Regions from separate parts of the Homo sapiens genome. Here region 2 is linked to region 1. Evidence: chromatin loops called from intact Hi-C (ENCODE). Cell type or tissue: PC-3. All regions are shown on one strand. Each heading gives the region's core, and the rest is flanking DNA. Links, peaks and the distances in the headings are about the cores only.

Region 1 (5,390 bases), core at 113-5,112:
TAAGACTTTTATTTTGATCAACTCTTTTTCAAGGCAATAAAAGTTATAATTACCTTTGTATTTTATTTGATCTTGAGAAGCCACTTCCTCTTTTTATATGGAAAAACTATAACTTTAGTAAAGTTTTATTATTTACCTGTTCATTTATTGGCTATGTGGTCATACTCATCAAATTTAACTTTAAAGATGGATTTAGTATGTTTTGTGCTTCTGTAGCAGAGTAACTGAGACTGGGTAATTGATAAACAATAGATTTTTTTTCTTGCAGTTTTAGAAGCTGAGAAGTCGAAGGTCTTTGAACCTGCATCAGGTGAGGGCATTCTTGCTGTGTCATTCCAAGGCAGAAGGGCAAGAGAGGGTAAGAGCAAGAGCAAGATAGAAAGATTCAAACTCATTCTTTTATCAGGAACCCACTCCTGTGATAACTAGCCCACCTCCATGATAACACCATTAGTCCCCCTTTTAAAGGTACCACCTATCAACAGTGTTGCATTCGGTATTGAATTACTAACACATGAACTTTAGGGGACACAGTGAACCCAAAACAGGAATACAGTACCATATTTCTTTGGACATTTAAAGTTAAAGCTGATTTTAAGTTAAGCAAACTGTGTGTATGAAAAGATAAAAAAGGTTGAGTCACTCCTCAAATAATAAAAAGCAGATGAAATCAATCCAATTCATCTTATTTTCTTTGCCCTTTGACTTACTACATAAATAATGTATACAAAAAGTCCCTTGAGTAATTTGGTACTTGGCTAAAACAAGAGGGAAATGATACTTTCTAATACAAGTATTCCTAGGAAGAGGGTTGACAAGTATAAATACATTTTTTAAAAATGCAGTGTATAGTACTGACTCCAAAGAACAATGAGTCAAATTTCCCCAAGGATTACTCCACATTACGAGTAAATACCAACTAGTTTAGTTCATAAATGAATGTTTACACGACTTAATATGTCTACCTCTAAAATATGTTCTCTAGAAAAGACATCATAATATTTTTCCATTGATTGTGTCACCAAGCCTGGCATTCAAGTTGAGAAATTTGCCAAAGTATACTATAAATTATAACTCAAGGTAAATTGAAGGTTTATTTCTCTTTACAGATTAATACATTTAAGTTAAGAAGCAAATAATGAAGAGTAAAATAAGTATTTATGTGCATATTAATTTCCTCTGATATATTTTGAATTGAACATTAATCAGTTCCAGCCAGAAAAATGTATCTTTAGTACTTACTACTCCCTAGAAATTTGATTACTTAATTTTCAATATTAATATTGATATTTAATTTTCAATATTATTATTAATATCACTGACATATTAATTATGGGAACATACAGAGAAATACGGTGGATTCCTTGTTCCAATATTATGTCTTGTCCTCATGATTACAGGATTGTGAAATAAGTCATTCATCAACATTCTTGTGTCTTTGTGAAAATTATCTAACACGTTCTCAAAAATAAACTGCAATAAAGTGAAAAAAACATCACTAAGAGATGGAACAGAGATACAGACTGTAAACATTAGTTATTCCATAAGCAATTTAATTTTTTTATTATAACTTAAGTTCTGGGGTACATGTGTATAGCGTGGAAGTTTGTTACATAGGTATATACATGACCCATCAACCCGTCATCTACATTAGGTATTTCTCCTAATGCTATCCCTCCCTTAGCCCCCCAACCCCTGAAAGGCCAGGGTGTGTGATGTTCCCCTCCCTGTGTCCATGTGTTCTCATTGTTCAGCTCCCACTTATGGGTTAGAACATGTCGTGTTTGGTTTTCTGTTCTTGTGTTAGTTTGCTGAGAATGACGGTTTCTAGCTTCATCCACGTCCCTGCAAAGGACATGATATCATTCCTTTTTATGGTTGCATAGTATTCCATGGTGTATATGTGCCACATCTTCTTTATCCAGTCTATCATTGATGGGCATTTGGGTTGGTTGCAAGTCTTTGCTATTGTGAACAGTGCCACAATAAGCATACGTGTGCATGTGTCTTTGTAGTAGAATGATTTATAATCATTTGCGTATATACCCAGTAATGAGATTGCTGGGTCTAATGGTATTTCTGGTTCTAGATCCTTGAGAAAGAGCCACACTCTCTTCCACAATGGTTGAACTAATTTACACTCCCACCAACAGTGTACAAGAATTCCTATTTCTCCACATCCTCTCCAGTATCTGTTGTTTCCTGACTTTTTAATGATCAACTTTCTAACTAGTGTGAGATGGTATCTCATTGTGGTTTTGATTTGCATTTCTCTAAAGACCAGTGATGATAAGCTTTTATTCATACGTTTTTTGGCCACATAAGTGTCTTCTTTTGAAAAGTGTCTGTTCATATCATTCACCCACTTTTTGATGGGGTTGTTTTCTCATAAATTTGTTGAAGATCTTTGTAGATTCTGGATATTAGCCTTTGTCAGATAGATAGATTGCAAAACTTTTCTCCCATTCTGTAGGTTGCCTGTTCACTCTGATGATAGTTTATTTTGCTGTGCAGAAGCACTTTAGTTTAATTAGATCCCATTTGTCAATTTTGGCTTTTGTTGCCTTTGCTTTTGGTGTTTTAGTCATGAAGACTTTGACCATGCCTATGTCCTGAATGGTATTACCTAGGTTTCCTTCTAGGGTTTTTATGGTTTTAGGTCTTACACTGAAGTCTTTAATCCATCTTGAGTTAATTTTTTTTTTTTTTTTTTTGAGACGGAGTCTCGCTCTGTCGCCCAGGCCGGACTGCGGACTGGAGTGGCGCAATCTCGGCTCACTGCAAGCTCTGCTTCCCGGGTTCACGCCATTCTCCTGCCTCAGCCTCCCGAGTAGCTGGGACTACAGGCGCCTGCCACTGCGCCCGGCTAATTTTTTGTATTTTTAGTAGAGACGGGGTTTCACCTTGTTAGCCAGGATGGTCTCGATCTCCTGACCTCGTGATCCACCCGCCTCGGCCTCCCAAAGTGCTGGGATTACAGGCGTGAGCCACCGCGCCCGGCGAATTAATTTTTGTATAAGGTGTAAGGAAGGGGTCCAATTTCAGTTTTCTGCATATGGCTAGCTAGTTTTCCCAACACGATTTATTAAATAGGGAATCCTTTCCCCATTGCTTGTTTTTGTCAGGTTTGTCAAAGATCAGATGGTTGTAGATGTGTGGTGTTATTTCTGAGGCCTCTGCTCTGTTCCATTGGTCTATATATCTGTTTTGGTACCAGTATCATGCTGTTTTGGTTACTGTAGTCTTGTAGTATAGTTTGAAACCAGGTAGCGTAATACCTCCAGCTTTGTTCTTTTTGCTTAAGATTGTCTTGCCTATATGGGTTCCTCTTTTTTTCCACATGAAATTTAAAGTAGTTTTTTTTTTTTTAGTTCTGTGAAGAAAGTCAGTGATAACTTGTTGGGGATAGCATTGAATCTCTAAATTACTTTGGGCAGCATGGCCATTTTCACAATATTGATTCCTCCTATACATGAGCATGGAATATTTTTTCATTTGTGTCCTCTTTTATCTCCTTGAGCAGTGGTTTGTAGTTCCCCTTAAAGAGGTCTTTCACATCCCTTGTTAGCTGTATTCTTAGATATTTTATTCTCTTTGTAGCCATTGTGAATTGGAGTTCATTCATGATTTGGCTCTGTGTTTGTCTATTACTGGTATAGGAATGCTTGTGATTTTTGCACCTTCATTTTGTATCCTGAGACTTTGCTGAAGTTGCTTACCAGCTTAAGGAGATTTTGGACTGAGACAATGGGGTTGTCTAAATATACAATCATGTCATCTGCATGAAGACAATTTGACTTCATTTCTTCCTCTTTGAATACCTTTTATTTCTTTCTCTTCCCTGATTGCCCTGGCCAGAACTTCCAATACTATGTTGAATAGGAATGGTGAGAGGGCATCCTTGTGTTGTGGCGGATTTCAAAGGGAAGGCTTCTAGTTTTTGCCCATTCAGTATGATATTGGCTGAGGGTTTGTCATAAATATCTCTTATTGTATTGAGATATGTTCCATCAATACGTAGTTTATTGAGAGTTTTTAGTATGAAGGGCTGTTGAACTGTGTCAAAGGCCTTTTTCTGCATCTATTGAGATAATCAATTGGTTTTTGTCATTGGTTCTGTTTATGTGATGGATTACATTTATTGATTTGTGTATGTTGAACCAGCCTTGCATCTCAGGGATGAAGCCAACTTGATCGTGGTGGTTAAGCTTTTTGATATGCTGCTGGATTCGGTTTGCCAGCATTTTATTGAGGATTTTTGCATCAATGTTCATCAGGGATATTGGACTGATTTTTTTGGTTGTTGTTGTGTCTCTGCCAGATTTTGATATCAGGATGACGCTGGCATCATAAAATGAATTAGAGAGGATTCCCTCTTTCTCTATTGTTTGGAATAGTTTCAGAAGGAATGATACCAGCTCCGTTTCGTACTTCTGGTAGAATTTGGCTGTGAATCTGTCTGCTTCTGGGCTTTTTTTGGTTGGTAGGCTATTAATTACCGCCTCAATTTCAGAACTTATTATTGGTCTATTCAGGGATTCGATTTCTTCCTGGTTTAGACTTGGAAGGGTATATGTGTCCAGGAATTTATCCATTTCTTCTAGATTTTCTAGTTTATTTGCATAGAGGTGTTTATAGCATTCTCTGATGGTAGTTTGTATTTCTGCAGGATCAGTGGTGATATCCCCTTTATCATTTTTTATTGCGTCTATTTGATTCATCTCTCTTCTTTATTAGTCTGGCTAGTGGTCTATTTCGTTGATCTTTTCATAAAACCTGTTCCTGGATTCAGTGAATTTTGAGGAGTTTTTTGTGTCTCTACCTCTTTCAGTTCTGCTCTGATCTTAGGCATTACTTGTCTTCTTCTGGCTTTTGAATTTGTTTGCTCTTGCTTCTTTAGTTATTTTAATTGTGATGTTAGGGTGTCGATTTTTAGATCTTTCCTGATTTCTCTTGTGGGCATTTAGTGCTATAAATTTTGCTCTAAACACTGCTTTAGCTGTGTCCCAGAGATTCTGGTACGTTGTAACTTTGTTCTCATTGGTTTCAAAGAACATCTTTATTCCTGCCTTCATTTCATTATTTACCCAGTAGTCATTCAGGATCAGGTTGTTCAGTTTCCATGTAGTTGTGCGGTTTTGAGTGAGTTTCTTAATTGTGAGTTCTAATTTGATTGCACTGTGGTCTGAGAGAGTGTTTGTTATGATTCCTGTTCTTTTGCATTTGCTATGGAGTGCTTTACTTCCAATTAATTATGTGGTCAATTTTAAAATGAGAGTGATGTGTTGCTGAGAAGACTGTATATTCTGCTGATTTGGGGTGAAGAGTTCTGTAGATATCTATTAGGTCTCCTTGGTCCAGAGCTGAGTTCAAGTTCTGAATATCTTTGT
Region 2 (5,390 bases), core at 241-5,240, 120 kb after region 1:
AGTTCAAGATTTTTAGAGTTTCTCAACATGGCCCATTTAATATTGTGATGGTTAATACTGAGTGTCAACTTGATTGGACTGAAGAATACAAAGTATTAATCTCCGGTGTATCTGTGAGGGTGTTGCCAAAGGGATTAATATTTGAGTCAGTGGGTTGGGGAAGACAGAACCACCCTTAATCTGGTGGGCACCCTCTAATCATCTTCCAGCGAACTTAAAGCAGGCAGAAAAATGTGAAAAGGCGAGACTGGCCTAGTCTCCCAGCCTACATCTTTCTCCTGTGCTGGATGCTTCCAGCCCTCGAATATTGGACTCCAAGTTCTTCAGTTTTGAAACTTGGACCAGCTCTCCTTGCTCCTCAGCTTGTAGTCAGCCTACTGTGGGACCTTGTGATTGTATATGTTAATACTTAATAAACTCCCCATCTTATATATATTCTATTAGTTGTGTCCCTCTAGAGAACCCTAATACAAACATGTAAGAGAGTGAGGAATTAAATTGTTCTCTAATTCCAAACACAGTACTTTTTAGGCTATTTGAAGAAATCTGGGTACAATAAAATCTACATAAATGGTATAGTAAGATGCTACTTCAGTACTCTCTTTTCTTCCAAGCTGAGTCTTGAAAATATTAACGTAGAACTGGAGTGTGTAAATGAGACATGCAGTTCAAATAAAACTCATCTGGTTGTGGGTCCATCTTTCAAAGGCCTTGCAGAATCAAACAGATTCTAGGACTTTCTGTGTCAACCTTTTAAGGGATAATTTAGTATAGAGCATGTTGGAGCACATGATAAAGAATATAGCAAGAAATCTAATACAAGATCCTCCGACAAGGAAATAAGCAAAGCTGCACTGGAAGTAAAACTCACATGTTGTGTTAATGACAGGTAATTGAAGAAACCTATAAAAGATTTCAAAACCAGAAGGCCTCTTTTTATGTACAGTGAGAATTCTGGTTAGCCCTTGTACAACCATGTGCCCTTACATGGTTTGAAAAGCTCTTTGATTCAAAAGAAGTCCCACTGCCTAAGAAAGAAGAGAAAATTTTCCAGATAAATGTGAATCAAAATCATAGGTACCATTAAATTAGGCTACGTTGTGTATGTTTTTAGCATAGCATTAAGAGGAAGAAAGGATAATCCCAGAAAGACAACAGAGTTAAAATTTCAAAAGCTCTTCAAAAAGTTGTGATTTGTTGTGATAGAGCATGTTGCGTGTGACGAACAATGTTTCGAGGTATGCATTTGAAGCACAAAGTGTGAGGAATTTGAGGCACGCTGACTGAGTTAGAGAGCTTGAATGATAAGTCAAGGATAGTTCATAAATAATAGGAAATGAGAATTACCCCTTCCTCATTTATTCTAGAACTGAATCCTAATAGTAAATCTCTTCGGGGACAGCTCTACAGGCATTTTGCAACCCTAGAAACACTGAGTAGCATATACATTGCATTAGCTGAGGTAGAGACTTGCTGTTTTTTAACTGTACAAACTGTATGCCATAAAGGTGCTGTATCATTCACACGATTTGTAACAAATCTTTTGTATTTTTTTCTCACAATAATTTATCTGAAATAGAAGCCAACACCTTCCAGGTTACTATGCCTAGCTATTGAATTAATTCATGAGCTGGACTAAAATAATGGGCCATTTTTCACCACCAGGATTGAGAATATTTCAGTGTCTGAATAAAGATAAGAATAAAGTTAAAGCAACTCAACTTTGTGGAGATGTCACCAGGAGGAAAACAGAATTAGATGCTCATATTAGCACTTTAATTCTTTTTATTATAACATAATTGAAATTATGGCTAAAAAAATAGAGATTGTTACAGGTAAAAACAAATACTAATATTAACACCCATTATGGTTATTTCATGGAAAAATTGGAGAATTACCATCCTTTCATGATATTGGCCATCCTAAAGAGAAATGAAGTCTATGTAGTAAGATCTGCATGACTACACTATTGAAGCATGCCATCTGTACTGATAAACCAAGAATTCTGTCAATGCAAGAACAAAAACACATTCAGAGCAATTCCCCAGAATGGAGTTGACTTCCTTAGTGTACAAAACCAGGACTGGATACTTGAAGGAAAATGTAAATAATCCCAGATAAAACAGTGACTTTTTGTAGGTTCTGAGCCTCTGCCAACCACAACAATTTGACAACTCAAAAAGGAAATTGGATAGTAGTTGACATAATTTTTCTCTATTCTCCAATAACTTTTTCAATTTATTTTTACCAAAATCAGAAAACGTATTTTTCCCCTTGAAAAAAAAAAACACAGAAGACTGATGAGAAAGATGTATGTGTGAAAATGTGTGCCAGATTTTAAGAAATTAATGCTTACCTCATTATTTTCCTCTATCAATGAAATTAATGGGAAATGGTATCCAACTCAGTTTAAACAAATTAGTAGACACTCCTCATTTCTGACAAACAGTATCAACAAATCTCCACCACCACTACCACTGGAAACTCAGTGATTAAGCTAATCGTCGAATTCTGTGGTTCGCAATGGTAGTTGCATATTAGAATTACCTGGGGTACATTAAATCAGTATTTCTGTGGGTGAGAACTAGTCATCAGCATTTTTTAAAGCTTCCAAATAATTCTAATATCTAGTTAAGATTCAGGACTGGTATTATCCTTGGAAAAGTTGCAGAAATGTGAATGTGAAATGTTTATTTGGTATACTTTCATGACTTGAAAATCATTGCAGGTAACCAAATTTCTCCTACCTCCTTTTATCATTAGAACAAATAATATTGTTCTTACACTTAAAGGTCTATAGGGAGAATTATTTAGCTAAAACCAAACATTAAATGAAAACTTTACCATGTTCAGGTAACTTAGTTTTATTCCTGTGGGTTCTTAAGCAAACTAATTCTTAGAGCTTATTCATTTGTAAAATGGGATGACTGTATCTACTTTACAGGGCTATCATGAAACAAAATGAGTCAGCCCATGAGAAAGTACCTAGTAAAATGCTTGCATGTAATAGACATTCATATGGTAGCCAAATAATTATAAACTGTAATTACAAGTATGCTATTGTGGTCATAATTGCAATAAGTTAAGAGGCTTGTTAATAATTTTTACTTAAGATGTATGCAAACAAATATTTATTAAACACTTATCATGGTGAGGCACTGTTCTATATGCTGAAAATATAGCAGCACAAAGCAAATGAAAATTCCCGCTCTTCATTAAATTTTAATTTTCCGGGAGACCCTGACAACATATTATGTGAACAAGGAGAAAAAAAAACATGCAGGTGGGGAGGCACTCACTATTTTTCAGTGTCCATAAAGTTTTATTGGGATACAGTCATGATAATTTGTTTACACATCTACAGAGACATTCATTTTAGATAAAACAACAAGGGGAGTTCCCCTTGAAACAGTCTCTTTTGAGTAAAGATCAGAGAGCAGGGAGGGAGTTAACCATGGAGATACCTAAAATAAGACATTTTAGGCAACAGTAAGAACATGCATGGGGTGTTCATGTAGCAGCAATGAAGCTATTGTGGCAGAATTGAAATCAAGTAAGGGCGAGAGTAATAGGAGATGAGATCTCAGAGGTAACATGGGCAGAGGCTGATGTGATCACATAAGGCCCCATGGGTACCTTTTCAAGTACCATTTCAGGTATATTTCTATTTCCTGCCCCCATGTTTCAGTGCAGTTATGTAAAAGGGCTCTGGACAAAGATTTGTGAGCAAAACATGACATGTAATTCTTGTAGGCCAGAGTCCAGAGTATATACTTGCCTCAGCATGGTGTCAAACATACTTGAGATATTGCCTGCTCTATCAGTCTTTATCCCTGGATGCCTATAAAGGAAAGAACTCACAACCGCCGCAATGAAAACATAGCAGAAGGCAGAAGTAAACTTGGGTTGTATTTGAAACCACTAAGACTCTGGGGGCTGCTTGTTACTGCTTATAAAGTATCTTGACTCATACATGGTTCATAATAAGTAATTTTGTTTTCATTCTGAGCCAAAAGGGAAACCAGTGGAGATTTTTAAGACAGGTTTGAGATAATTTGACTTAACTTTAGACAATGTCACTCTGTCTATGTTGTTGAGAATAGGCTGCACGGATTGAGGCGAGGCTCTTGATAAAAAGAGATACTACTGAGAATGTGCATGCTTGGGCAGGGTCAGTTAGCTCAGACACCTCTTTAATCAAAATGGTGGTGAAGGGAACAAACGTGTCTAGCCTCTGTACCTGCGTTGTTTCCACCAGCATACTGTCTATTTTCTCTTTTGTCCATCATCCTTAATTAAGACATTTTCTCTTTTTTTTCTGTTCAGCTGCTTATGGTTTAATTCTTATGCACAAATATTAATTATAATAACCATATATAAGTAACAGATTTAAAATGAAATCACACATATTCAGGTTCTACTATGTAACAGGTAATAGATACTGAACAAATTCAAATACTTTTCTTTTACCCTTGAAGTCTTTCAGTCTAGCTGGAATCTCAGGACAAATACAAGAGTGCATACAATAGCAACAGTGCCCACGGTAAGTTTGTTAGAGCAGCTTAGGAAAGAGGTAAGTCAGATAATTAGTATCAAATTCATGGAGCAGGTAACATGTGAGCTTTGGGGGTAATATGGAACTTTCATGGGTGAAGATGTGGCAAGGCATTTCAATAAAAATAAATGCATAGGCTGGGCATGGCGGCTCACGCCTGTAATCCCAGCACTTTGGGAGGCCAAGGCGGGCAGATCACCTGAGGTCAGGAGTTCAAGACCAGCCTGGTCAACATGGTGAAACTCTGTCTCTACTAAACATACAAAAATTAGCTGGGCGTGGTGGTGCATGCCTCTAATCCCAGCTACTTGGGAGGCTGAGGCGGAAGAATCGCTTAACCTGGGAGGCAGAGGTTGCAGTGAGCTGAGATTGTACCACTGCACTCTAGCCTGGGTGACAGAGTGAGACTCCTTCTCAAAAAAATAAAAATTAAATTAATAAATAAATAAATGCATAATATCAGTGAGGAAGTAATATTACATGGTAATCATCTTCAGACAAAGTAGTTAGACTTATTATGAAAGAACATAATATTTACTAAAAAGGAAGTAAAGAAAAAAAGAAAGTAATTTGGAAAAGTATTGAAGCAAAAAATTATAAATGTCCTTGAATAACAGACTGGAAAATAAAGAACAGCCAAAGAGAACGTTTTAGTATTATTGAAGTTTCAACATAATCGAAGGTTGTTTACAATTTCTTATGCAAAGATGAAACAGGCGATTTAAAACATGGTTTTGAAAACATACCTGATGTAACCATATACACAATTTTGTCCCGATTTCAATAAACAACACTAGTTTGCCTTTTTTATTATACACTATTTTATCCCAAATCT

Evidence for each region. Peaks named below come from ENCODE experiments on the same cell type or tissue, not always from the same donor. Only the 100,000 strongest peaks of a DNase experiment are listed, where the experiment ranks them.
Region 2: it touches region 1 in a loop (5-fold over the local background); 1 of 110 quality-filtered maps calls a loop at or near these places.

What each region holds. Positions count from the first base shown.
Region 1 is chr9:24,789,395-24,794,784 of GRCh38, reverse strand. No RefSeq gene overlaps it. Among named protein-coding and RNA genes, the nearest start is that of IZUMO3, 250 kb to the right of the region's middle. In PC-3, for the core only: no CTCF peak of the experiment used is centred there; no DNase peak of the experiment used is centred there; H3K27ac peaks cover 1,102 bases.
Region 2 is chr9:24,670,080-24,675,469 of GRCh38, reverse strand. No RefSeq gene overlaps it. Among named protein-coding and RNA genes, the nearest start is that of IZUMO3, 130 kb to the right of the region's middle. In PC-3, for the core only: no CTCF peak of the experiment used is centred there; no DNase peak of the experiment used is centred there; H3K27ac peaks cover 1,407 bases.